Regions from separate parts of the Homo sapiens genome. Here region 2 is linked to region 1. A link is an interaction called in ENCODE POLR2A ChIA-PET data of the cell type or tissue named here. Cell type or tissue: GM12878. All regions are shown on one strand.

Evidence for each region. ChIA-PET counts read pairs that join two places held together with the same protein. Peaks named below come from ENCODE experiments on the same cell type or tissue, not always from the same donor. Only the 100,000 strongest peaks of a DNase experiment are listed, where the experiment ranks them.
Region 2: POLR2A ChIA-PET joins it to region 1 with 13 read pairs; 7 of 35 experiments call an interaction of 5 or more read pairs at or near these places.

Annotation. Positions count from the first base shown.
Region 1 is chr15:90,664,275-90,666,774 of GRCh38, forward strand. All of the region lies in intron 2 of CRTC3-AS1 (CRTC3 antisense RNA 1), which reads right to left. It overlaps LINC01585 (long intergenic non-protein coding RNA 1585), which reads left to right. Exons shown (of 3, transcript NR_120371.1): 3 at 81-680. Among named protein-coding and RNA genes, the nearest start is that of LINC01585, 5.3 kb to the left of the region's middle. RefSeq lists enhancers at 484-533, 574-833 and a silencer at 1,014-1,393. In GM12878, no CTCF peak of the experiment used is centred here; a DNase peak (open chromatin) is centred at 1,487; H3K4me3 peaks cover 1,889 bases; H3K27ac peaks cover 2,500 bases.
Region 2 is chr15:90,896,170-90,898,669 of GRCh38, forward strand. No RefSeq gene overlaps it. Among named protein-coding and RNA genes, the nearest start is that of MAN2A2, 5.9 kb to the right of the region's middle. In GM12878, no CTCF peak of the experiment used is centred here; a DNase peak (open chromatin) is centred at 1,152; H3K27ac peaks cover 1,578 bases.

The DNA.
Region 1 (2,500 bases):
ACTCCAGCCTGGGCAACAAGAGTGAAACTCCGTCTCAAAAATAAATAAATAAATAAAGACTTCTCCCAAATTTCATGCAGAAAAAATTCAAACTTAGATGATTTCCGAAGATCTTAATAATCAGGACAACCGTGAACTTCTCATGCAACCGTCAATGCCTGAGACAATGGAGTGAAAGCTACCAGATCCTTAAGAGAAAAGTGTCCCCCAGGACTCTTAAAGCCACCAGCCCTGATGTTGGCCACGGGAAAAGACAATCAAGGAAAATCTCCGACCTTCGGTGAAATGCAGAGACTAAGGGACCCCTGTGCTGCGTGTGATGCGATTTTGAGAGAAAAAAAAAAAAAAAGGCCAGGTGTGGTGGCTCACGCCTGTAATCCCAGCACTTTGGGAGGCCCAGACAGGAGGATCCCTTGAGCTCAGGAGTTAGAGACCATTCTGGGCAACATGGCAAAACCCTGTCTCTACAAAACAAAACAAAACAATACAAAACAAAACAAACAGAAAAATAGCCAGGTGTGGTGGCACGTGCCTGTGGTCCCAGCTACCCTGGAGGCCTAGGCGGGGAGATCGCTTGAGCCTGGGAGGTCGAGGCTTCAGCGAACCAAGATCACGCCACTGCACTCCAGCCTGGGCCACAGAGCAAGATTGTCTTAAAAATAAAACAAAACAAAAACTAACGGAGCCCTGAAAAGGGAGCGCAATTCATCAATCCGCTGACGGTGATGGGCCCCCTGGCCCGGTGCAGCGGACCCTTAGGTCCTGGTGGGGGAGTCGGTCAGTCAATGCATGGGTGAGCAAATGAGTGAAGCAACGCGAGCACAGCGCTGGCCCGGATCTAACTTGGCGGTGACAGCCCAGCCCCGAGCTGGACATGGCAGGCCCCTCGGCCTGGCCGTTGCCTGAGAACCCTAGGATCACAGCGTTGGGCCGGAGTGGGACAGGGCCGGGTAGCGTCCCCCGACAGAGCTGGGTCAGGGCCTTGTTGTGGCCGGGGGCAGGCCCGGCAGCTGAAAGCGTAAGACCCCCGGAGCCCGGCACAGCGCTCCTCACCACCGGGAAAGGCGGCTGGGCCTGACCGGGCTCCCGCATCCCCCCACCCCGGAGCGTGCAGCCGCCCCAAACCCCCAGCGGCCTCCGGCTTCCAGGTGAGCAGCACCGGAAGGGAGCGGCGCCGCGTCCTCACCGCCGCGGGGGGGGCTCCCCAGCCGCGTCCCCGCCGCTTCACGCCCTCCGCGTGGAAGGACGGGGGCCCGGGGACCCCTGCAAACGGCTGAGACCCCAAAGCCCGGCTCCTCTGCCCGGCTGTCCCTCCCCGGAGCTCCGGCCGCACGGCCGCTTCCGGCACCGAGGACGCCCCGGGCTCCAGCGTTCAGCCTGCGTTTCTGGACACCCGGGATGCGCAGGGGGTTGGACAGGACCGCCCCAAACCTGCGTCGTGGGGCTTCGCCCTCCTGAGATCACCCAGGCAGCCTGTGCGCGGCCCCACCACAGCGCCTGAGGCGGCACCGCCTGAGCGCGTTCAGAAAGTAGGCAGTACTTTTATTTTTATTCTTATTCTGAGACAGGGTCTCGCTTTGTCGCCCAGGCTGGAGTGCAGTGGAGCGATCTCGGCTCACCACAGCCTCGAACTTCCGGGCTGAAGCCATCCTTCCGAGTAGGTGGGACTACGGGCGCACGCCACCACGCCCGGCTAATTTTTAAACTTTTTGTAAAGATGGGGTCTCACTACGTTGCTCAGGCTGGTCTTGAGCTCCTGAGCTCAAGCGATCCTCCCGCCTTGGCCTCCCAAAGTGATGAGATTACAGGCGTGAGCCACTGTGCGCGGCTGGTAGTACTTTTTGTACCTTGGGGACAAAAATAAAAACCCAGGCACTTAAGTGGCACTCCTACAGCAGCAGTGACTTAATAACTGGAGATAGAAAAATAAAAAAAAATAAAAAAAAATACTGGTGTCTGAACAAAGAGACATACTTAGAAAATTGTGTTATACTGACTGACATGCCTAATTCCCATCCCTTGTGGGGCGTGGGGGGCGGAGCACTTACTCCTCACCCCCGAAACCCCTCAAAATGATAAAAATAAGTGAGCAAAACAGACCCAAAACAGCAGCCCTAGCTCCCATCATTCCCAAGCAGTTTGCTGACTGACTCACCTGGCATTTCGTGGATGCAAAGAAGAGCCCCTTCCACCAGGTGAAGAAGAAAAGGGGGTCTGGGCACTATGGCTCATGCCTGTTATCCCAGCACTTTCGGAGGCTGAGGTAGACGAATCACTTAAGGTCAGGAGTTCAAGACCAGCCCGGCCAACATGGTGAAACCCCGTCTTAACTAAAAACACAAAAAAATTTGCCGGGCATGGTGGCACCTGAGGCAGAAGAATTGCTTGAACCTGGGAGGCGGAGGTTGCAGTGAGCCGAGATGGTGCCACTGCACTCCAGACTGGGCAACAGAGTGAGACCCTGTCTAGAAAAAAAAAAAGGAGACGAGGAAGGAGAAGA
Region 2 (2,500 bases), 230 kb after region 1:
GCAAAACTCCATCTTTACAAAAACAAAAAACAAAAAACAAAAAACCAAGAAAATTAGCCAGGCGTGGTGGCACACACCTATAGTCCCAGCTACTCAGAAGGCTGAGGTAGGAGGATCAATTGAGCCTCGGAGGTCGAGGCTGCAGTGAGCTGTGATCACACCACTGCATTCCAGCCTGGGCAACAAAGCGAGGCCCTGTCTCAAAAATAAGTAAATAAAAATAATAAATAATTAATTTAAAATGTAGATGAATAGGTCTGGAAGCCCAGATGGAGATGAAGGCTGGCAATAGATGTGTGAATCATTGGCTTATGAATATTAGAGAGTAGCTGACACTATGGATGCGTATAACACTCGCATAAAATTCAGGAGGAGATGAGAAGAGAGTTCCACTCAAAGAAGACTGATGTGGCTGATGAGGAAGAAAATGCTTTTGAGGGAGTTGTTTCTCAAGATGAATTTATTGAGGAATAAGATGGCAGACTGGGGAGCCTTCACCTCCTCCCCTAAGTCCCAGTGAAACCTAAAAAGTCATCTGAAATATTAACATCACCAAAAGCGAAGTTTGAGAAGATAAGGAAGTATGAACATAACTAAAAAACAAAGTGGGAAACATTTGTAATACAGAACAGGGCAATGAAAACCTTGAAGTAAAATGGCCATCCCTCAAGAAAGTTCAGGAAATAGTTAACATCAGCTGGGTGCAGTGGCTCACACCTATAATCCCAGCACTTTGGAAGGCTGAGGCAGGTGGATCACCTGAGGTCAGGAGCTCGAGACCAGTCTGGCCAACATAGTGAAACTCCGTCTCTGCTAAAAATACAAAAAAAATTAGCCAGGCGTGGTGGTGTGCACCTGTAATCCCAGCTACTCTGGAGGCTGAGAAGGGAGAATTCCTTGAACCGGGGAGATGAAGGTTGGAGTGAGCAGAGACCGCGCCATTGCACTCCAGCCTGGGCAACAAGAGCGAAGAACAAAACTATGTCTCAAAAAAACAAAACACAGCAAACAAAAATCTATTTTGAAAGAGATGAGAGTGAGCCATATAACTTGTTTAAACAAAAGGAAGTTGTGTTGTCGTGTAATTAAATGAAAATACTAGGAAGTGAAATAATACCTCCAATGGAAATGGTAGAAAGCAGAACTGAAAAACTTCTGCTAGGTAGGATATGGTAGGTCTCTGCACGCCACCACTCCCATTGCAACCGCTAGGGAAAAAACAGCTAAGATGAAAATGTCTTTTTTTTTCTTTTTTTTTTTTTTTTGAGATGGAGTCTCGCGCTGTTGCACAGGCTGGAGTGCAGTGGCGCGATCTCAGTTCACTGCAACCTCTGCCTCTCGGGTTCAAGCGATTCTCCTGCCTCAGCCTCCTGAGTAGCTGGGATTACAGGCACGCATCACTACGAGCGGCTAATTTTTGTAATTTTAGTAGAGACGGGGTTTCAACATGTTGGTCAGGCTGGTCTCAAACTCCTGACCTCAAGTGACCCGCCCACCTCGGCCTCCCAAAGTGTTGGGATTACAGGGATGAGCCACCACGCCTGGCCGAAATGTCTTATTTTTAAAAAGAATGAAGAGTGGTCACAGAAATAAAGACTGAATGGACTAAAATTTCAAGGAGGGAAGAGCCCTTCCGAGTTGAACTAGTGATAGGCAGCTATTTTCTTCCCTGAAACATTTGCCCATTTGGGACATGAGGATCAGACTTGGCCCAAGCAGAGAGACTCTACTGGGGAAGAGAGAAAGGAACAGTTTTTGGTAGTTGCAAGGACTTGCTATGGATTAGGACCTAGAGGAGCACAAAATGCAGAGTGTTTTCCCCATGGGACATTTGCTGAGTTCTGAGGCAGTGCAGGAGACTGAGAAGGCAAGTCCCACAGTCTTGCAGTGTTTAGAGAGGAGGCCTGGAGTGAACAAATAGCTGGTCTCCCCAACATAAGGTATTTGCCAGGTTTTGCGCCTGTGTGGGTTGGGAAGCTAAAGAGCTCCCTTTAAATCTCTGAAGAGCAGAACTTTAAGATCTGAGAGAGACAGAGACTGACTAGGCTTTCAATCCAAAATCCAAGAGGGCCATTCCTAAGGAACAAGGACAACCAGGAGGGGATTGAATTTTACTGCAATTCCAACACTGCCCCAACCCAGTTCAGTACGTAATTGCATCGAAGTGACTAGCTCCTGTAGGGAATAACAAGATTTGAAGCCCCTATCCTTCTTTTATACCCAATATGTGACATACAATTAAAAATCATAAACCATGCAAAAAATGGAGAAATGTGGGGCTAATACATAAAAGAAAAAATAAATAAAAGCAGACCCACATGTGATCCAGGCATTGGAACTGGCAAAGATTTTTAAATAACTTGGTTAATATGTCAAATAGAGAAGAAGATGGACAAAAAAGAAGCAAATGTAGAGAATGTCAACAGAGTTGGAATCTATTAAAAGAGGATGAAAGGAGGCTATTGAACTGAAAAATACCCCTGAAATTACAAACTCATTG